2 separate regions of the Mus musculus genome follow, and region 2 is linked to region 1. Evidence: chromatin loops called from intact Hi-C (ENCODE). Cell type or tissue: gastrocnemius. All regions are shown on one strand. Each heading gives the region's core, and the rest is flanking DNA. Links, peaks and the distances in the headings are about the cores only. Region 1 overlaps Zfp106 (zinc finger protein 106). Region 2 holds the start of Lrrc57 (leucine rich repeat containing 57).

Evidence for each region. Peaks named below come from ENCODE experiments on the same cell type or tissue, not always from the same donor. Only the 100,000 strongest peaks of a DNase experiment are listed, where the experiment ranks them.
Region 2: a loop joins it to region 1, with 2.4 times the contacts of the local background. A loop is called at or near these places in 6 of 42 quality-filtered maps.

What each region holds. Positions count from the first base shown.
Region 1 is chr2:120,524,898-120,536,319 of GRCm38, reverse strand. Zfp106 (zinc finger protein 106) reads left to right here. Exons shown (of 22, transcript NM_011743.3): 5 at 641-2,809; 6 at 4,098-4,725; 7 at 5,803-5,872; 8 at 7,691-7,845; 9 at 7,923-7,983; 10 at 9,236-9,571. Among named protein-coding and RNA genes, the nearest start is that of Zfp106, 33 kb to the left of the region's middle. In gastrocnemius, for the core only: a CTCF peak has its summit at 6,600; no DNase peak of the experiment used is centred there; H3K4me3 peaks cover 1,132 bases; H3K27ac peaks cover 2,829 bases.
Region 2 is chr2:120,601,453-120,612,874 of GRCm38, reverse strand. It overlaps Lrrc57 (leucine rich repeat containing 57), which reads left to right and starts at 3,517. Exons shown (of 6, transcript NM_001159612.1): 1 at 3,517-3,760; 2 at 3,852-3,957; 3 at 4,064-4,202; 4 at 4,808-5,076; 5 at 6,742-6,927; 6 at 7,617-8,637. The coding sequence starts at 3,874. The coding sequence ends at 7,658. It overlaps Haus2 (HAUS augmin-like complex, subunit 2), which reads right to left and starts at 3,493. Exons shown (of 6, transcript NM_025475.3): 1 at 3,330-3,493; 2 at 445-537. The coding sequence starts at 3,422. In gastrocnemius, for the core only: CTCF peaks have their summits at 3,587 and 6,340; a DNase peak (open chromatin) is centred at 3,478; H3K4me3 peaks cover 2,167 bases; H3K27ac peaks cover 1,646 bases.

The DNA.
Region 1 (11,422 bases), core at 1,652-9,651:
AGCTCTCTTTAGCTTCTTGTGAGATCCCTTATTTGGCTTGTGCTGTTTTACTGAGTTTGGGACCTAACTTACTGCATCAGCACAGTTCTAAGCCTATTTTAAATAGAAACTGTATGGAAGTGGGTTAGAAAATAGATTTTTTTTCAGTAAGAACCTGCATCTGAAGAAATCAGATATGGCCACTGACTGAACATGGAGTTACATTAACAATAATCCTGGGCGGTGGTGGAGCACGCCTTTAATCCCATCACTTGGGAGGCAGAGGCAGGCGGGTTTTTGAGTTCGAGGACAGCCTGGTCTACAAAGTGAGTTCCAGGACAGCCAGGGCTACACAGAGAAACCTTGTCTCGAAAAACCAAAAAAAAAAAAAAGTAAATAATAATCCTAACCACAAAATATAACCACCCTTATTTTGAAAAGAGCTGGATAATGTAAAAATGCTCAGATAATAGAAACAAAATTCTAGACCAGTAACCCCTTTTACCCCCCCCCCCCCCAAATTGGGAGGATAGTTTAAATGTGTCTAGGATGAAGGGAAAGATAGTCTGCTACATTCCAGATGTAAAAACAAACACTAGAAGAAAGAAGCACAAGTAAGAATTTCATTAAATCCATAATGACAAACTGTTTTTTCTTTCAGACAAGATGAACCTCCCAGTAACAGCCAAGAAGTAAACTCAGATGACAGGCAGCCCCAGTGGAGACGAGAAGACCGAATCCCTTACCAAGACAGAGAGAGCTATAGTCAGCCACCAAGACACCATCGTGGACCCCCACAGAGAGACTGGAAATGGGAAAAGGATGGCTTTAATAGTACTAGAAAAAACAGCTTTCCACATTCTTTGAGGAATAGTGGTGGACCAAGAGGAAGTTCTGTCTGGCATAAAGGTGCTACAAGAGGCTCTTCAACTTGGTTCCTTAATCATAGCAATTCTGGAGGAGGCTGGCATTCAAACAATGGGATGGTAGATTGGAATTATAATGGTACAGGAAGGAATTCCAGTTGGCATTCTGAAGGAACAGGTGGCTTTCCCAGCTGGCACATGAACAACAGTAACGGAAACTGGAAATCCAGTGTACGTAGTACGAATAGCTGGAATTACAATGGCCCTGGAGACAAATTTCAACAAGGCAGAAACAGAAATCCTAACTATCAAATGGAAGACATGACCAAGATGTGGAACAAGAAATCTAATAAGCCAAGCAAGTACAGTCAGGAGAGATGCAAGTGGCAGAGGCAAGACAGGGACAAAGCTGCCAAGTACAGGAGTCCTCCTGAGGGATACGCAAGCGATACGTTTCCTTCAGAAGGCTTACTTGAGTTCAATTTTGAACAGCGAGAAAGTCAAACCACTAAACAAACAGACACGGCAGCCTCAAAAATTAATGGAAAAAATGGCACCAAAGCAAGGGACAAGTTCCGCCGCTGGACACCTTACCCTTCCCAGAAGACTCTAGATTTACAGTCAGCCCTGAAAGAAGTCATTGGCAGCAAGTCAGACACACTAGAGAAGCCTCTCTTTAATTTTAGCTTAATAACTGCAGGACTGCGCAAACCAGTTGATAAAACAAGTAATCCTCCAGTGATAAAAACACAAAAAGCAGGACCTCCTGGATCTCCCAGTCACAAAGCCATTTCTGATGGCACTGCTTTCTGTGAGGTGCCAAGAGCTTGCCCCATTACCGAGCAATCTGAGCCACATCAGAAGTCAAATAAGATTCCATTACTGAAATCCCCACTCCTTCCACTTCCAACCCCTAAATCAGGTCCTCATAAGCAAAATTTAAAGAACCGCTCAAAAAATAAGGAGACAAAGTCCTTTCCTTCTGGAGATCACTCACATCTCCTGAACACTTCTACTTTAGAAGGTAGCCATGGTTCTTCCTACACATCCAAATCACGCGGTTTATGTCCTCGTGTTTTAAAGGAGAATAAAACTGTATCAGGCACTCAAAAAGAACCTGACGAGAAGTTAAATAGCACATCACAGAAAGCCCAAGACACAGTGCTACAGTGTCCCAAAACACTGCAGAATCCACTCCCTACCACACCCAAAAGGACGGAGAACGATGCAAAAGAAAGTAGTGTAGAAGAGTCTGCCAAAGACTCTCTGAGCATCGAGTCTCAGCCACACTCAGCTGGAAACAGTGCCATGACATCTGATGCAGAAAACCATGGCATAAAAAGTGAAGGTGTGGCTTCACTGACCACAGAGGTTGTGTCCTGCAGCACTCACACCGTGGATAAGGAACAAGGGAGCCAGATCCCAGGAACACCCGAGAACCTCTCCGCCTCCCCATGTAATTCCACAGTTCTCCAGAAAGAGGCTGAGGTACAAGTGTCAGCAGCGACCAGTCCACACTCTGGCTTACTGCTAAACTTGAAGACCTCTCTAGAAGATGCGCAGGACAACAACCTTGTTAAATCTGATGGACCTTTTGAAACTGAGAGCTTTGAGGACACTAGCCTGGATGCAGAGCTTCAAAAACCTGATCTCAATAATCAGCCCCCAGGCACGCTTCTTCCCGAACTAAGTAAACTTGGTTTTCCCGCCTCGCTCCAGAGAGATCTAAGCCGACACATCAGTTTGAAGTCCAAAACAGGAACACATCTCCCAGAGCCAAACCTCAATAGCGCTCGACGAATTCGCAATGTTAGTGGCCATAGAAAGAATGAAACAGAAAAGGAATCTGGGCTTAAGCCAACCCTACGACAGATTCTAAATGCATCAAGGAGAAATGTCAACTGGGAACAGGTCATTCAGCAAGTAACCAAGAAAAAGCAAGAGCTGGGCAAAGGCTTACCCAGGTGTGTGCCTCTCATACCTGTCCTTGGCTTCTTTTAAAGGTTACCACACATTGGCCTTGATTAAAACCAAGTTCTTGTTCAACTTAAATTAAACTTGTGCCAAAAATACCCATTGTAGATGTCTGCTTTAATTCAGTATTAAGCACTGGCTGTTCCTATATGACACGTGTGATAGTCTGTCTTGACAGAGGATGCCATTAAAATGGAGGCACCTGAAACACTAATTGGACCTAGGATTACATACGTCATCAGAAATCTGTCACTTTAGTTCAGATGGACTAGAATGTGCTGTCTCTGAATCTTAATGTTTGGAACCAATGGTAAAAATTTTTGATTTGTTTGCTTGCTTGCTTTTTGGTTTTCAAGATGGGGTTTCTCTATATAGCCCTGTCTGGTCTATAGAACAGACTGGCCTCGAACTCAGAGAAGGCCTGCTTTTGCCTGAGATTAAAGGCATGTGCCACCACCGCCCTGCTAGTGGTCAATTTTTTCAACTACCTGTTGTTACTACCTTTCACTGAGCTTGTGGAATCCCCCATAGGCATTCTGGGTACTACAGAGAGGACTGCAGAATGCTTTCTCTTAAGCTCACTCAGAGCATCTTGAGATGCTGTTCTAAGTGGTCAAGAAGTGCTCAGCATAGGTTCAACTTGGAAAATCATAGTTTTTTTTTTTTTTTTTTTTTTTTTTGGTTTTTCGAGACAGGGTTTCTCTGTATAGCCCTGGCTGTCCTGGAGCTCACTTTGTAGACCAGGTTGGCCTCGAACTCAGAAATCCGCCTGCCTCTGCCTCCCGAGTGCTGGGATTAAAGGCGTGCGCCACCACGCCCGGCGGCGGAAAATCATAGTTTTGCAACGATGTAAGTGTAGCCCTCCAGGCTCAGGGACTTTACTGTTGTTGGTTCATTTGCCTTGTTTTCCTTTCTTAGTCCTTTTGCAAAGTTCATGGTCTGGTAAAGCAGAAAGCTTAGAGACCTGCTTAATGGTTGTGAGTACTTGGTAAGCTGGTTTCTTTGCTTTTAAAATGTTTATTGAAGACAAAGATCTCTATTTGGGAGGGGAGCAGTTGTCACTAATCTACTTGCATCCTTGTAGCTGCACAGTTTGGATTGAGTGCCTGTGCTGCTGCTGCAGTACTCTCTACCTCGCTCTGGAATTCGTGTCAGAGGTTGTGCTTCTTGACAGCAGGAGCCTCCCTCTGTGCAGGAGAGCCTAGCACATGTAACACTCCCCAGCCACATCTGACTTGTTCCTTTCTCTTTTTTTCCTTTTTTTTTTTTTTTTTTAAGGTTTGGCATAGAAATGGTACCTTTGGTTCAAAATGAACAGGAAGTCTTGGATTTAGATGAAGAGCCTGATCTGTCCAGTCTGGAAGGATTCCAGTGGGAAGGAGTTTCCATTCCCTCATCCTCTGGCTTGGCAAGAAAGCGAAGTCTTTCTGAAAGCAGCGTGGTCATGGACAGGGCTCCTGTGTATAGCTTCTTTACTGGGGAGGGTACTGGTAAAGAAAATGAAGCCCAGCAGAGTCCTTCACCTAATACTGCCCTGAGTGCTGCCCAGAGTCAGAAGACAGCCATGTATCTTGAACAGGAAGTGGCCCCTCTGACTCCCTCTGTCGGAACAGGTGAAAGGGTTGGAAACATTCCTACCCAGCGGCGACATAGTGCACAGTTACCGTCTGGTCACATAATGCCTGTCATGCATTCAGCCCGAGACCTGCACAGCCAGGAGAGGTCTACCCCACTGTCAGAGCGCCATGCCCAGGAGAGCACTGGAGAAGGAAACTCACTCACATCAAATGCATCTTCAGGTCATGCAGTCTCCAGCTTAGCAGATGCAGCCACTGACAGCAGCTGTACCTCTGGTGCTGAGCAAACCGATGGTCACAGTATTAGAAAGAAGCGAAGAGCCACCGGGGTGAGTATGACTCTCCATGTCTTTGCAAAGTATCTCTTGTGAGGACTTGAATATTGATAAGAAAGGCTTAACTCATTTTGACTGAGTATCTGGGGTGTGGTTTCCTTTGCTCCAGAGCAGAACTTAATGCTCTTTACTTCCCTTCTTCTGGTTTCTCTCTGGTTTTTCTCTGAGTGACTCTACTAAACCAGATGTAATGTGAGACGAATGTACAGTACCAGGAAAGTGTGAAGTCATCTCTAAAAGTGGTCTCCCAGCAGTAATTCACCTGACTAAGGATAGGCCACATCTTCAGATGTAACTTAATCTGCTTTCATAGAGTCACTTGGTACTGCTGAGTTTGTAGGACGTGTGCAAATGTTGGCTTCTTGGTTAAGCTGGAAAGTTTACCACCAGAGAGAGACTTAATAGCGTTAGAATGTATACATGAACACTGCAACACTTCCCCAGTCCCTGTAATTGCCCTAGTTAAGCCCTCCTGACCCCTCATTTAACACTTATGCTCCCCTGGCTCCCTGGTAATAACGGTGATGATGATGATAGCCCTGTCCCTAGGTCCCTTTCTGAAAAGAAAGTTCAGAAACTCTCTTTCCGGTGGTCAAACCTGTGATTTGGCACCCCCTCTCCCTAAAGGCCAATTCTGTTCTCCTTCAGACAGAGGAGGTACTGTTAGGTGATTTTAAATATACTTGAAGCTTGGAATTTAATTGGAGAAGCTGTTACCTTGAGATTTGTCATGTAGATGCTTTACTGTCTTGTTGGAAAGGTTTTCTCCAGGAAGTTAGAGCGCAGCCTATGCCAAGATGAACTCAGTAGAGTGTTCCTGGCTCTTCCGTCCCCGTGTCACTTCACCCGATGGACTGATTGCTTGGCACAGCGGGCTTTAGTACATCTAAGGGACCAGAAAGCCTTGGGCTTTCTTTATTAGAAACAATAAGTCAACTAATGGTTACGTTGTGCACAAGGCCTCTGTTGTCCTTGTAGAGATAGTTGCAATAGCAGAAGGTCATATAGGGCAACCATTTTGTCCCTCTCTTGGAAAATGACATCATACTCAGTATGCAATATTCTTCTTAGGATGGATCTTCCCCTGAACTACCAAGTCTTGAGAGAAAAAATAAACGAAGGAAAATTAAAGGGAAGAAAGGTATGGCTATATAATGTTACAGAAGAACATTATTGTTTTCGTTTTTACAATGCTGAGTGTTGAACCCAGGGCTTCATACATGCTAGGCAGGTACTCTACCTATGTCTCTGATCACAAGAAGTTGCCATGATAGCACTTCAGCCTTTTGATAATCTGTTGTGGTTTCTAATCATCAAACACTGGTCATCTGCTTCCCAGCACTTACTGTTTGTTTTGAGACAGGGTATTTCTATATAGACTGTCCTCAACTCTCATCTCAGCCTTCTGGTGCCGGGCTTACAAGCTTCATACTGCAAGACTTGCAAATGTTGTTTTGTTTTAATTGAAAAAGGAGCTGAGTGGTGGCTAAATGGAAAAAAACTTGCCAGAAGGCATGAGGCCCCTAGTTCAGTCCTCACTGCTGAGGCAGGCTCTGTCTGTAAAGCCAGGTTGGCCTCTGCAAAGCAAGATTGCAAACTTATGACACCATATCTGGTTAAAACATAGCCTTTCTCACATTGTTGTCTTGTTTTAATATTTATATATTTATGTATTTTATGTATATGAATGCTTTATTTGCTTGTATGCCTGCATGACAGAGGAGGGCATCAGATCCCATGCTTGCTGGGAATTTAACTCAAGATCTCTGGAACAGTAGTCAGCACTCTTAACCACTGAGCCATCTCCCTGGCCCCTGTTGTCTTGTTTAAAAGCAGAAAAAAAAAAATTGACTGCTTGCTCCATCTAGTTGCAGCTAAGATAAATACATGCCACCACATAGAACTGAAGGCTAAGTTATGCTGTAGACAGTATAGGCAGGGAATCTTACTAGAATTTTCCATTTGAAATGAGAAGGAACAAGTCATTTAATTAAATATTGTCCCTCTCACTTTTTTAACTTGTGACCCATGCTAGCCTTGAACTCTAGATAGTTGTGCCTCTGCATCCCAAGTACTAGAAATATGGAATTAGGCTTGTGAGACACTACATCTAGCTTCGCTTTTTATTTTTGAGGCACCTTGTTTGCTTTTCTAATGTGAATTGAGGAGTGTGTAGTAGAAGGAACGGGATCTGATTTGAATCTGATTAGATTTCTGTTCAGTATCAAAACCAGACTTTGCTCAGGGAAGCTTTAGTAAAGAGCTGTGACACCAGTGGCAGAGCAGAGCGGTGCCTTAGCATTGGGATTACATCACACGCCAAGAGAAGCGTCAGGGAGAGTGTGGTGGCACACTGGGGAGGTGGAGGCAGAGGGATCAGTAAATAGTTCAAGACTATCAGATACCTCAAACGTTCAAGGTAAAACCGGGCTATTATTCAGTTAAAGCAACAAAACAAACAGGCCAGTCATGCTGACACATGCACTTACTCCCAGCACTCACGACAGAGGCAAGCTGATCTCTGAAAGTTCCAAGTCAAACGCATAGTCCCTGTCTCCCAAGCAAGAGATACAGATAAATGAATAAACAAGCAAGAGTCTGACTATTGAGAACTATCTAAAACTTAAGTAACCGACTAGAAAACCATGGCCGAAAAGGAAGAGGAAGAGGGCAAGGACTGTAAGCCTGAAGCTCAGTCTCAGCCAAAGCCCTATGTGAGGAGCACATAGACAGCTGAAGACAGGACCAGGACCAAAGCCATATGTGTCTAGGGGGAGGGCACAGACCTTTAGATCCCTGCTGGTTCTTATTTTGAATGTTTTTGAGCTTTGATGTCAGTAAGATCCTTGAGACTCTTTCACATGTTGAGATAGAAAGACAGGTTTGTACTAAGCACATGTATCTTTGAAGACACTGTTACTAAACTGGCCTTTTGTTTTGTTTTGTTTTGTTTTGACAGAACGTTCTCAGGTTGACCAGCTATTAACTATTTCCTTAAGAGAGGAAGAACTGAGCAAGTCTCTGCAGTGCATGGACAACAAGCTCCTGCAGGCGCGGGCAGCACTGCAGACAGCGTACGTTGAAGTTCAGAGGCTACTCGTGCTTAAGCAGCAGGTAACAGCTGAGAAGTCCTAGGGACACTGAGCTGCGGGGTGGACCTTAGAATGCTTAGCCAAGTATTTTACTTTCAGATAACTGTGGAGATGAGTGCACTGAGGACTCACAGAATACAGATTCTACAAGGATTGCAAGGTATTTATTTAGAGCATGTTTGATGAACTGTTAATTTTTGTTATCTGTCAGGGCTAAAGCAAATAAGTTGTAGGAATGTCGTACATTTTCCTGCAGGTCTCCATGGTTTCATTCTGTAAAAAAACCCAGAGACTTGGATGTCTCAAAAATTGTAACAGAGCTGGGCTGAGTGGTCCAGGCCAGTCATCTCCACTGCTTAGGAAGCTGACATGGGAGAGATGGGAGACAAAGAGCGAATTCAAGGCCCACCTCATCTCAGAGAATCGGTGATGGAGCTTGGTTGTTGGGTGCTTGCCTTAGGTGTGGTTTACAGAGTGGGGTTCCAGTGACAGAAGGAGAGGGAAGTGGCAGAGATTGCTTTGGTGAGGAATCAGAAGGACTGAGTTCAAATCTTGGCATCTGTTGGTAACTGTATGACTAGGATAAGCCGTTTAAAATTTGATTTTTTTCTTTTTAAAATTTTTATTCTTATGTTTTGACAGAGCCTTAATCAGTGGCCCAGGCTGTCCCACGACTTATGGCCTAGGATGACCTAGAACTCAGTGCAGTCTACCTTTTTCAAACTGTTGAATGTTAGGATTGCAGGTGTGACCCACTTTGTACTTTCAGAAATGTAAATGTTACAGTCTGTCCTCTGTGCCCTTGATAGTTTGTACTTGTTAGACATTTTTGTTTGGACAAGTTGAAAGGGAGAATGCTAACACATTATTAAGTTAATTTTTGCACGTTTGAAATTTTTTGTTGATGTAGTTTTTTCAGGGAGGGTCTTTCCCTGTAGCCCTGGCTGTTCTAGAACTCACTCTGCATACCAGGCCGGCGTCATCATGGAGATCTGCTTATCTCTGCCTCTGTGCTGGGAGCAAAGACTCTCTGCCACCATGTCTGGCTGATCTTTTTTTTTTTTTTGAGACAAGGCCTTGTGTAGCCCATGTTGCCTCAGCTTAGTAGGTAGCTGCTCAGAACCTTTATCCTTTAGTCTCCGCTGTTCGAGAGCTGTGATTAAAGGTGTGTGCCACCATTCCCAACTTAAAATGATTTCCTAGTCTTTAAAAATAAATATTGGAAGCCAGGTATGGCAACACATACCTTTAATTCCAGCACTGGGATGTGAAGCAGATGGAGATCTGTGAGTTCAAGGCCGGCCTGGTCTAAACAGTGAGACAAAACAAAACAAATAGAAATTGACTAAGAAATAAATGACTTTACAAGTAATATTCTTGGATTTGTTCTGTGTCTATGCTTTCTGTTCTAGAAACATATGAACCTCCTGAGCACCCAGACCAGGCTCCCTGTAGCCTCATATCACGAGAACAAAGGAACAGCCGATCTCAGACATCTTTTGAGACAGCTCTGCTGCCTGCACCCTTTTTCCCGGGGTTTCTGGATCCACCTCCTTCCCATGCATCTCTACCATCCTCTGGAAACCCTCTCCAAATAACCACGTGTACTTTACAAGCCCATGGCACTGCCCCTGATTCATCGGTTCAGATTAAACAAGAGCCCATGTCTCCTGAACAAGAGGGGAATATGAATGCTTTGCCACAAGGCTGTGCTTCCAATGTGTCCAAGGAATTACTGCAAACTAATAGTAAGTAAGCTTTCATGTGAGTTCAGGGCATCCCTGAAGGGCAGTTATCCACCACTGTGTAAAGCCTATTGAAACAAAGCCATGCATGTCAGCTCAGGCCTTTAGTCCAGCACTCGGGAGACAGGGGCAGGTGGAACTTCGAGTTAGAGATCACATCTCAGCTTGATCTACATAGCAAGTTCAGGCCTGCTGTGGCTCTATAATGAGACCTTGCTCAAAAATAAAATAACTAATTATTATAGTTAGTTTTCCACTGACAGATACTTCATATAGGAGGTTTGTTTTCAAGTACTTCAGAGAATGTGGGGTTGGAGAGATGACTCAGCAGGTAAAGGTTTGTCAGCAAGCCTGATGACCCGAGTTTAAATCTCTAGAATCCACAAGAAGGAAGAGAACCTGGACCCCCATATGCACACCTGTGCTAAGACATACAGAGAAAATAAATGTAAAGACTTAAAAAACTAATAAAGTACTTTAGAGAATTCATTTAAGTTTCATTGTTCCCTGACTTTCTTGGAGCTTAATGAGTTGGCATCCATTTGACTCTTCTAAAGTGTTTCTTCTGTCTTTGTGGTGTGTGGGTTAAGCTTGGTCAACCCATTTACTCAGGAAGGCATGCACTCTGAATTTCTGAGCATTACTGCATCTATTACCTCATATGTAAACCAAGACTGATTAAAAACCCTGAGAAGCAAGTGTCATTGCTGGTCACAGGGTTCTGGTGTTTACTGGTATTAACGGGAACTTATGTGGGTTGAGAAGTAGCCAGGGATCGGGTTTTAACAGTTGAGGATAACTTCTCATAACTACAAATAATGTCATATTAAAAATTCAGTAAAAAAAGCAAACAGTCTAAATTAAATTTGTCAGCAGAAAAAAGCTAGCCAAGTAATCCTGGCACCTCATGTTGCTGGGTGCAGTGGCACAAATCTGCAATCCCGGCATTCCTTGGGGTGGGAAGCCAAGGCAGGAGATTTGCCTGCAAGTTTGCAGGCCAGCTAGCCTGAAGTATGAAGCACAGCGGCAGAAGCCAACAAGAGAGAGTCTGCCTCTCAGTATGGCAGAAGGCAAGAACTGACACCCCAAAGTTGTCCTTTGACATCCACACTTGCACCATGGTATGTAGACCTACATGTACACACTTCACACACACACACAAGTCATTGTGATTCCTTAAGCAAAACCAGTTCTAAAATCCCCTTCAGTTTTTGCTACTCACACCCTTTTGCAGTATTATGTAGGTACTGGATCTAATGTCTATGATCTGTCATGCTGAAGTTTAAGTTAGTAATTTTATGGGATCTGTATTTAGGTTTTGAAAACTATAATGCTTTGGGAAATGGCAGATGGAGTGGATGCATATATCACCTAGCCTGAAAACCTGAGTTTGATCCTCAGGATCCATATTGTAGAGAAAACTGACTTCTGCAAGTTGTCCCCTGACCTTCACAAATGACCATGTACACAAAATAAATAAAACATAGTTTAAAACATTAGAAATTCATGGAATGATTATACTGGCCTTAGTAGAGATTATTTAACAGAGCTTAAAAGTGTAGCTATATTATTTTGTTCCATATTTCCTATCTTTTTTAAGGGGGAAGGCTGCTGGAGATTGTGTGTTAGGCAAGCCCAGTATTACCACTGAACTACAAACATCCTGAGCTGTATTTCGATGTCTTAAACCATAAGTATATGTTCGTTTACATGTAGACTATATAAAGGACATAGTTTACCATAACCTGACCAGTTTCTACTCAATAAATCATTTTCCTGTCTCACTAAAGTGATCCATCTGTGGGAGCTGGGGAGTAGGCTCAGTGGGTCACTTTCTCTCACAAGCAGTGCGGA
Region 2 (11,422 bases), core at 1,719-9,718, 76 kb before region 1:
GAGCTTTCATTTTGGTATCTTGACTTCCTGTTCTACAATTAACTAATAGAACAAGTCCCTATCAGCCATGCACTAAACATTGTTTTTTTTTTTTTTTTTTTTTTTTTTTGGTTTTTCGAGACAGGGTTTCTCTGTATAGCCCTGGCTGTCCTGGAACCCACTTTGTAGACCAGGCTGGCCTCCAACTCAGAAATCCGCCTGCCTCTGCCTCCCGAGTGCTGGGATTAAAGGCGTGCACCACCACGCCCGGCCTTAAACATTGTTTTAATTGCAAAAGAACACTATTCAAAAAAAATTAAGAAGTGTTTTGTTTGGTTTAGTTTAAAGTCGGGCATCAAACCCAAGGACTCTTGTAGCTAAGCACCCACATTTTCTCTAAAATACAACCCAGCATACACCACACTTTTTAAATGGAGAAGTAGAAGTGAAAAGTTCATAATTTACCTGGTAGATTTCAGCTTGAATATCTGAGATCTGTTGTAATCTGGAAAAGTTCACAAAGCAAGGAGCCATTTTCTTAGATACATCTAACATCTCCTATGGTAAATAATCAGGGAAAGCATAGAAGTTTCAAAGTTAGCACACCGAGATACAACACAAGGGACTAAAACGATAGTATGTTCACAGCTGCAGCTAACATAAAGAACATATTAAAATCTGTTTTTATTTTTGATGAGGACTCATGCAGCCCAAGCTAGCCTTGAGCTTGCTGTACAGCCAAGGATGTCCTACAACTTCTAACCTTCACACCTCTATTTTCTAAGTGAACAGCATAACACCATGTTTGTGTGTATGTGTGTGTGTGCACAAGACAGACAGACAGACAGACAGACAGATACACACATATGCAGAGAGAGAGAGAGAGGGAGAGAGAATGTTTTGCATATCTGTGTGCTGATATTAAAGGGATGTCCCACCAGTGCCCAGCTGGATTAAATTTTTGATGGTCATAGTGTCACTCTCCATGATCCATCTGTCCTCTGTACTGGCCAGATAGGATAGTTAAAAGGAAATGTGTTGTAAACAACCACCCCTGCATCTTTTAGGTCCTTGGTTGTGTTGCTAATTTCTGCAATTCCTCCTAGGATGTAATACTGTCTTTGATTCACTATTTTTCCTGGTAGAGGCAACTTCGATGTCTTCCATTTGGCCTTTCAAAACATAATAGCCCTCACTCCACAAGTCAGGAAACCAATATGGGAATTCTGCCGACTTCTAAGTATATTTATCCCAAATATACATTCTGGAACTGGGGAAATAACTACAGGATAAGTTTGGGAACTCAATGGACCTAACAGTGAGTTGGACTTCAGCCAAAACTCCATTAATCACCTGACCTCCATAAGCATTTAATTTTTGGGCTCATGCTTCCATAAGTTAAGAGTCTATGAGTCTATGACTATCTTGACAGACAGCATGGTTGCAGACAGAAATAGCATGGGAGAAGAAGCTGAGAACTTACGTGTTGAGAGATAAGCATGAGGCCAAAAGAGCCTCCAAGCCCACGCTCAAAGACAAACATCCTCCACCAAGACCACATTTCCTAATATTTCCCAAACAGGTGAAATCCTTCCATCAAATGGGTACTAGGTATTCAAATATATGAGTCTATAGAGGCCATTTTCACTCAAAGCACTACAGTATACATATGATTAAAATCAGATGCTATAGGAAGGAACATGGACACTAGAAGAAAAGAATGTTTGACCTAATCTATCAACCAAAGTAGAGAAACAGGACTGGAAAGAAAGCTGGCTTGGCATTTAAGAGCATTTGTTGTTCTTGCAGAGGACCCAGGTTCAATTCCCAGCAACCACATGGGGGCTTACTCCAGTTCCATGGGGATCCAATGCTTTCTTCTGACCTCCATGGGCAACAGGCATGCACATGATACACATACATTCATATATATATAATAATCATTTACAAAATAAATATATCTTAAAAAAAAAAAGAGTAGAGAACCACTCAAACCATGCCTGTATGTAAACAATTCCTTCCTTTAGAGCTCAGGCTATAACCTGGGACCTTTGTAGTGTTCTGCTTTCAATCTTGATGCTATATCTCTCTATATTCTGTGTTATTCCTTCCCTCAGAATAAAGCTGTTTTCAATTCTTTAGATAAGAGGCCAGGAACCTAAATCTTTCTAGCCCAGACCCCAATAGTAACATAGATTGGGTTAGACTAGCTAGCCAGCAAGCCCCACCTGTATCTGGCCCCTAGCTCTAGGACACGCACCATCACATACTGCTTTTACTTGGGCGTTAGGGATCTAAATTCAGCCCTCCATATGGTTGACACGAGAGACTTGGGAGTCTTAGGAGCTGGAAGCAGGAAGATGGCTCAGTGTTCAAGGCTAGCCTAGGATAGAGTGAGGACACCTCTCCATTAAAAAAAAGGAAACACCTAAAAAGACTAAAAAATCTTCCAGTATCTCTCAGCAAGCTGGAAGAATTAGATCCCATTACCCTCTCCTCTTTGCCATATCATCTTATAAAGTGAGTTAACAGCCAGGCATGGCGGTACACACCTGTAATGCCAGGGATAGTGAGTTACAGACCATCTAGGGCTACACAGCAAGACTCGGTCTCTAAATAAATAGTGCTAAAATAATAAGGGTGAACTGTGATGGCATTACGCTGTGAAAGATTTTGGCCTTTTCTTGGAGGCCCAGCATTGCTTCATACATCACCTGGTTGCTATGAGAACAAAGTTAAGCCCCCAGCCCACAGGAACAAGGTCCGGATGCCCTTTGGCTGACATGTAATCTTACTGTTAATGTTTGAATGACCCAATCCCATACCTTTGTTAAAATTCCTCGCATCCCTATCCCTTTTTCTTTTACAAAAACCCCTAGCTCTGGAGACTCGGGGTCGACTCCCCTGCCTCCTGTGTGAGGTACGTGTCGGCCCAGAGCTCTGCCAATAAAGCCTCGTGTGTATTGCAACAAGAAGGATTCTTGTGTGTTCGTGGGTGCACCCTATCCCTGGACTAGAGTAGGAGTCCCCATATCGGGGGTCCTACAGAAGAACTGTATTAAAGGGTCGCAGCCTTAGGAACACTTGTTCTAGAGGTAGTGTCACTGGAAGAAAAAAAAAGTGGAGCGCTGTTCCATCTCCCACAAACCGTCCTGGGATAACCCGCAGGCACTCAAAACAGAGTGCTCAGTCACTCAGTGCACCAGCCACTCAGTCCCTCACACTCGAAGAACCCACGGGAGTATGGTCACAGTCCTCAGCTGGCTCACTCACGCCCGCATAACCAGGACCACCACCTCACAGCAGAATTCTGTCGCCACCTTGATGACGCCATCGCCGCCCCCACGTACCTTAGTGACTATGCCCGAAGCTACCAAGTGGTTTAGCAGTAACCCAGCTGCAGTCTGCGAGGACGCTGGGTCCCACGGGTTGGCGGCCGCCATGGCTTCCGCACACCTCTGGAACTGGCGCGAGGAGTGAGGGGCAACACCGCGAACAGGCGCGCGGTTTGATGATGTCACAGGGCGTTCCTGCCCGGGCGGAAGCCCTGGGAGCGCGTCTCAGGCGAGCGCGGGTCCCCGGTGTTCCCTGGCGGAGTCTTCTTTGCACTGAGCGGTAGGAGGCGAGTCTCAAGCTCCCTGTTCCGGCAGCAGCTATCGGAGGCTCCCTGGCCCTTAGCTCTGCTGCCAAAGCATCAGGACCTTGTGGTAGCGCTGCCTGCTCGCCTGTTTTCTCCTTGCCACTCTTGGGCTGGCCCCAGGGAAGTAGGGATAGGCAGAAGGTGACAATTGGGACAGGAGACCCAAACGGGAGATTTAGCGACGACTGTATGTCTAGACTAGGCGGTGACAGCTATGCTTCTTTTCCTGCAGGGAACTGAGCCGTGGCGCTAGGATGGGTAACAGTGCTCTCCGTGCTCATGTGGAAACAGCGCAGAAAACTGGTGTCTTTCAGCTTAAAGACCGTGGTCTGACCGAGGTGAGACCTGAGGGGACCGGACCAAGAAACTAAAAGGGCTAGGGTTGGCGGGGTGGCGAAGACTATTGGTGCAGGATTTTTCCAAACTGTGAGCTCCTTTCTCCAGTTCCCCTCAGAGTTGCAGAAGCTGACAAGCAATCTTAGGACCATCGATTTATCCAACAACAAGATTGACAGCCTACCGCCTCTGATAATAGGAAAGTTCACTCTGCTAAAGAGCCTCTCCCTCAACAACAACAAACTGAGTATGGAATTTGTGTCTGGGCAGCTTTTGCTAGTAATCAGCAGTTATGAAGGGTGTTTTTCCTGTTAGATGATTTTTGTTATGAAATCATTTTAGGGGATGCAGAATGTTAGAGTATTGAAGCTTTAATCTCTTGTAATTAAATATAAAAGCCTCTTTGGGTGGTATAATGATTATTACTAGGTTAATTTGGACCTGGAAGACCTTTGGGAATCGATATAAACAGTTATCTAATTTCGGGGCAGGGTGGAATGGGAGGATCTTTTAAACTCCCTCAGATCGTTTTTAGAATACAGCTAAGCAAAAGGAACCCCTTACACACATACACAATTTTCTGCATTTTGATGGCTTCTTAACCTCCCAAACAGTTTGTGAAACCTAAACATGACCTGTGAGAATTCTATGTAAGAAGCCAGACCTGGTGACTTAGACCTACAGTAGCCCCAGCTACTCAGAGGTTGAGGCAGAAAGATCTTAATTTCAAGGCTATCCTAGACAACTTAATGAGATCCTGTCTCAAAAACAAGATGAAGCAGGCTACCATACTGTCTTTTTATAAATGTCATTAATTCTATCGGATTTGTTTTTTAATTTCTTCTTCACCAGCTGTTCTACCTGATGAATTATGCAATCTGAAAAAACTAGAGACACTAAGTCTCAACAACAATCACCTGAGAGAGCTACCATCTACCTTTGGGCAGTTGTCTGCCCTGAAGACGCTGAGCCTCTCTGGGAATCAGCTGGGAGCATTACCCCCCCAGCTTTGTTGCCTGAGACATCTAGATGTAGTAGATCTCTCTAAAAACCAGATTCGGAGTATACCTGACACAGTTGGGGAGCTGCAGGCCATCGAACTCAATCTCAACCAGAACCAGGTCCATACTTTGTGTTGTTTTGCCCCTCTCCCCAGTGTATGTTTGCATTTATGGTCTTCTGATTTCTTGTTCCTTAAACGATAATCATGGAGTTGGAAATTAGAAGCTAAAAGATATATAAGGTGAACTTACTCCAATGCCCAGAATCATGGAGTGGGTTGATAGTGGCTGTGTAATTGTGTTGAAAGTGTTTTGAGGAAGGAGTAACAGGGTGAGATAATTACACACACACACACACAAAATTAAACCTATCGAAGGTTTTACAGATATTTTCTTTTCACACCCATTATTTAGTGAGGAGCCGTGTCAGGGGTGATATAGTGTAGGAATGAGACCTGTACCCATAGGATCTGAGAGTCAGACGTTAGAAATTGTTGAGAAATCCATGTGATAGCTGTTCTGGAGCTACGTTATAATTGGACGACTTTACATGTGAAATGTTTTGAAGCTCCTTGGTTAACATTAGTATGGAGATGGTGCTCTGCTTCAGATATGAGGCACAGTGATGAAACATTTGAGATTCGGTAGCCTTGAGTTTTTAGCATTTATGTATATGTACATTATGCATGTATATTAGCTACTATGTTCATGTTATTACTGTGCTAAATTGTAGTTAGCATAATATTCAGCCTTTGAGGTTGGTTTTGTCTTTTTCCTGAGATTTCTAGGAAAGAACTGTCATTGGTATTCGTTGAATAATTCCACATTCCCTACTACTAGACCAGTTTCTCAGACCTTACTTGGATAACCTGGGGACCTTAAGGTCACCTAAGTGTTTGATTCAGTACGTGAGAAGTCTAAGAATCTGCAGAATCTGCATTTTCTGTAAGTTCCTAGGTGATGGTTTGAGATGCAGGTAGTCAACAGAATTTAGTGACCAGAATTTAGTTTTAGTGAAAACTGTAGATACACAGCTGTATTCGAGATTAGTACACAGGACTGTTGATACAGATTTTGAAGTCACAAGTGAAATGGTTTTAAGAATGATTGTTTTCTAGAAGGTTCTAAATGTTAAATAGGAAGCATTAGGAATTTATTTCTGCTTGAATATAATTATAAAGAAATAAAAAGGGTGGTGGTGATGCATGCCTTTCATCCCAACACTCAGGAGGCAGAGGCAGGGAGATCTCTTAAGTTAGAGGCAAACTTGGTTTACAGAGCAAGTTCAAGGCCAGTGCTTCAGAGAAATTCTGTCTCAAAAAAACAAAAAGAAAGCAAACAACAAAAAATGACACCCCCAAAAAATTTTCAGGAAAAATTCAGAAGTCATGCACTAGAGGGAGCCTCAAGAAATGGGTAGTCCAGGCAGATGCTGCAGTGTGGGAAGCATGACTTTGGCTTCAGCAGAGTGGTAGGTATCAAGATGTTCATGTGGTTGTTTCTGAGTGGCAGCTTGCTGGTAAGCTTTTCCCTTAAACTTACATTATTTCCTACAATAAATACACAGTGCTTTTATTATTGGTTTTTATTTCTGAAAAGCTACTGGTAACCTTCAAATAATTTGGAAGTGGAGGAGTAACAGAAGGTATGTTACAGGCTTCTGTGCGAGTAGGTAGTGAGAAAACGGAGGCGGTAAAAGAAAAACTAGGACACAGTCAAGAGCTGTTTCAGTGTAGTAACGTGGCCATTATGCTCTCTGTCCTCTTACTGTTTGGTTGTTGACAGATCTCTCAGCTCTCTGTGAAGATATCCTGCTGTCCTCGCCTCAAGGTCCTCCGGCTGGAAGAGAACTGCCTTGAGCTCAGCATGCTTCCACAGAGCATCCTCAGTGACTCCCAAATCTGCCTGCTTGCTGTGGAAGGCAATCTCTTTGAAATAAAGAAACTTCGAGAACTAGAGGGTTATGATAAGGTGTGTATTAACATCTTTTACATTTTTAGTGCCTGCTCCAGAGAAAAAACTAATGAGATTAAACTTAAGTGATGTCTACAGTTAGCATTTGACAAGTTTGTTTTGGAGGTAGCTCTAAGACTTGGCCAGACTGTATTGTGCCAAGTGACTTTCTCCACATATTGATTATCGCACTGCATCTTTTGATGTTTCCTAGCCAAAAAAAAGAGGCAAAAATTAATGAATTTAAGTAGATTTTGCCAGGTTTGGAGCAGGGTTTTAATCCTAGCACTTGGGAGGCAGAGGCAGGCAGATCTGAGTCCAAGGCCAGCCCAGGGCTACATAGTGAGATTCTGCCTTGAAAAGGAGTTAGTTTTGTATGAAATTAATCAAGTCAAATTAAAAAGAAAAAAAAAACATAAAAACGTAAGTCAAAAAGTATCCCTGGGGGAGGGGGGGCTGGAGAAATGGCTCAGGAGTTAAGAGCACTGACTGTTCTTTCAGAGGACCAGGATTCAATTCCTAGCCCCCACATGGCAGCTCCCAACTATCCATAACTCCTGTTGCAGGGGATCCAACACCCTCACACAGATATAGATGCAGTCAAAACACCAAACTACGTAAAATAAAAATAAATCATTGAAAAAAAAAGGATTCTTATATTTGTCTACACCAAATGCCATATGTATAATTTTCTTTCATGTTTTTAGTACATGGAGAGGTTCACAGCCACCAAGAAGAAATTTGCATGATATTCTCCAGGATCATGGGACAGACTTGGAACCTCTGTTGAAATCTGACTGAGTCAAAGGCTCCTGATGTTGGATACACTGCAGAGAACATTTTACTTAATGACTTTTTCCTTTTTAGGACTATGTCAGATAAGCTGAAGGAAAGGGATTTAGGAGTAGGAGACAGGAAGAACCCTTCATCTTGAGCCGTGTAGGTCATGGCCAGTGTTGATCTTCAAAACTATCATTAGTTGGGCTCTAAGGAACCTGCTGTTCATGAAGGGAGGAAATGCTGCTTGCCATAGCTGGAGACTTTGAGTTTGCGAACTGTCAGCTTTCATAAAGTCTTTCCCATCACCTCTGTGTTAATACTTCATATTTTTTATGAAATTCTAATTTGTGGGAAACGTATGACTAAGGATGAATGTGTTTGTTCCTGTACACTAACTCAATAGCAGTGTTTACACTTGGAACTTAGGATGTACCTAAATATGTAGCTGTCTTGAAGAGACCTTTGTCAAAGGAGCACCAACACAACAGCCACCGAGAATGTTCCCCAAGGCTGCAGTAGCAAATTTTTTTTTTTTTACTATTGCAGGTGCCTTATTGGTAGAAGGCTCTGAAAGAGCTAAAACTATATGCAAAAATTATACAAAATTTTTGTTTTTAGACAGGTTTTTGCTATGTAGCCCAGGCTGGCCTCAGACTCAAAATCTCCCAACCTCACACCTCTCCCCTCCCCCACATGCTGGGATTGTAGGCATGCGCTACACTCAGCCTACTTGTAGGATTTTAAATTAATTTTAATAATCAAGATTTTCCTGAAGCTTTGTTAAAAATCATGTGCTATTTCTGGTAACTCCTCCCCCTTTTGTATTTATAACTGTACTAATCAGATTACCTTCAAGAAAACCATTGCTACAATATTTTAAAATAACTTATGTTTATCATAGTTACTCTCTGAATGAGAGAATATTCTAAATAAAATATTTTTAATGAACTTTGTCTGGAAGTAATGTTAATCAATTAAAGAACTTTTAACCTAACCTCCATGGAGATCCCAACACCCTCTCTCTTTGCTCTCTGAAAGTAAACTGGGTACCATTAAAAAAAAAAAAAAAAGAAGCCTGTCTCAAAAAAGCCAAAAAGAAAGACAGGAAAGAGAAAATTGGGATATATTTCACACTCTTGTTTGGTTTTATGGCAATGAACACCTTTGCAGCCATGCAGACATTTCTGAGGAACTGGGAATTGTGCTTAAGAGAATGTGAAGGTACAGAGACAGGATTTCAGATTGTTACTGGTAAGAACGTCGTGAAGCTATCATAGAGATTGTTTTCTGAAGTCTTCTGTCTGAACAGTGCCTTTCACTAACAAATCTGAAACTATAAATAACTTACATGTGTCTGTAAGAATCAGCAAGTAGCACCTTTTTCTTTAGTCTCAGTTGTATGTCCAACCATACCAAATTATACTGCTCCAGAATGCCTTCCTGTTAGTAAGTCAAGACATGCCATCTCACTTACATGGTGCTGACCCGTATCTAAGCTCCTTCCCTTAATCTAATCCGAATTAGCTGCTCCCCCATTTGCTGATAGAATACTTTCCACATCCTATATTTATCTCTCTTGCTAATCTGAAGTGCTTGAGGTTAAAAAACCATATAAAGGGACTGGAGAGAGAACTCAGAGATAAAAAGTACTCGTCCTTACAGAGGACCAGATTCAGTTCCTCCACCTCCATGGAGGTCCCAACACCCTCTTCTGGCCTCTGGGCAGTAGGCATACATGTGCTACACATACATACATGCAACCTTAACACTCATAAACAAAATCTTTTTAAAAAACAAAACAAACCTACCCAATATGCCTTAAATTTTAGTTTGGTTTGGAGTCAGCTAGTACATGGAGTTAGATCACAGGCATTGTACTTGGAGGAATCAACATATAGATCCTTTGCTACTTAATAGCTTCCTGGGCAACTTACTCTCATCTGTAAATATAGGGAATACCTCTCACTTCTCAAGTATGTATTATAGAGAGAAGATACATAAAAGTGACACAGCAGGAACTCAGTGAAACAAACAAACCATTTATCTTATCTATAGAGGAAAAAAAAAAGATCAATCAATGACTTCAGGATAAGGAACCTGAATATCAATATGAGAAATAAATTAGGAACCTAATTAGGATAACTTGGAATTTTAATTAAGAGCATCCAGGAAAATGGCATTCAAATAGCTTTTGCTTTTTATTTTCATTACATTTTTTATGTATATGTGTACACAAGCTTGCATCCACTACAGCACATGTGGAAGTCAGAAGAATACTTTTAGGAGTTGGCTTGCTTCTTCTACCATTTAGGTCCCGGAGGAGTTCAAACTTGGGTTGCCAGCCTTACCTGCTAAGCCATATTATTGGCCATTTTGGTTTTTGGGTGGTGTTTCACATATTCCAGGTTGTCCTGGAACTGAGCCTGAGGATGACCTTGAGCCCCTGATCCTCCTACCCAGGGCTGCGTTTGGAGGGCAACCACCACACCTGGCTTACACGGTAGTCCAGAGCTGAATCCAGTTTTTGAATACTAGGCAAGCACTTCATGAACTGAGCGGTTCTACATCCCCAGTCCTAGAAACTTAACTTTATATGCTCATAATAAGATGTTTAACTTAATAGAAGAGTCAGAATCCATATGTGATAAGGAAAGATTAAGAATTGACTGAAGAGGGCTGGAGAGATGGCTCAGAGGTTAAGAGCACTGGCTGCTCTTCTGAAGGTCCTGAGTTCAAATCCCAGCAACCATATGGTGGCTCACAACCACCCTTAATGAGATCTGACGCCCTCTTCTGATGTGTCTGAAGACAGTTTCAGTGTACTACTACTACTACTACTACTACTACTACTACTAATAATAATAATAATAATAATAATAATAATAAAAGGCCGGGCAGTGGTGGCACACACCTTTAATCCTAACACTTGGGAGGCAGAGGCCGGCGGATTTCTGAGTTCAAGGCCAGCTTGGTCTACAGAGTGAGTTCCAGGACAGCCAAGGCTGTACAGAGAAACCCTGTCTCGAAAAACCAAAAAAGAAAAAAGAAAAATAAAAAAGAAAGAAAAAAGAATTGACCAAAGAATACATTAAAACTGAAGAAGGGATGAAATAGGTACAGCCGTATAAGTTAAGATGAAATTTGGGCTTTAAAATTTTTTAAAACGTAAAATTTTGAAGTTGGGTGTAGTGGCACACTTGATTTCAGTATCTGCGGAGTAGCGACTGGTAGATCTCTGGGTTTGAGGTCAGCCAGCTTTACATGGTGAGACCCAGTTTAAAAAAATAAAAAGTTGCCAGGTGGTGGTGGCACACACCTTTAATCCCAGCACATGGGAGGCAGAGGCAGGTAGATCTCTGAGTTTGAGGCCAGCCTGGTCTACACAGTGATTTCTAGGACAGCCAAGGCTACACAGAGAAACCCTGTGTCAAGAAAAACAAACGAAAACAACAAACAAAAAGTTTGGTACAAGATACTAGCTCTTATCTGTAATCAGGTATTGTATTCAAGATCACTATACTAGAAAACAGACCAAAAATAAATCTCCAGCTTGTATTTACTTGCTATCGTATCTCAAAAATAATGGAAGTGGTGCGCATGATGGTTCAGCAGGCAAAGGCACTTGGTATCTGCTTCTTTGCTTTTTCTCTGGAGAAGGGGAAACCTAAGATCTTTGACCAAAAAGAGCTTCCTCCAGTCTAGAGAAAATAGCTATCATTTATGACAGTTACAT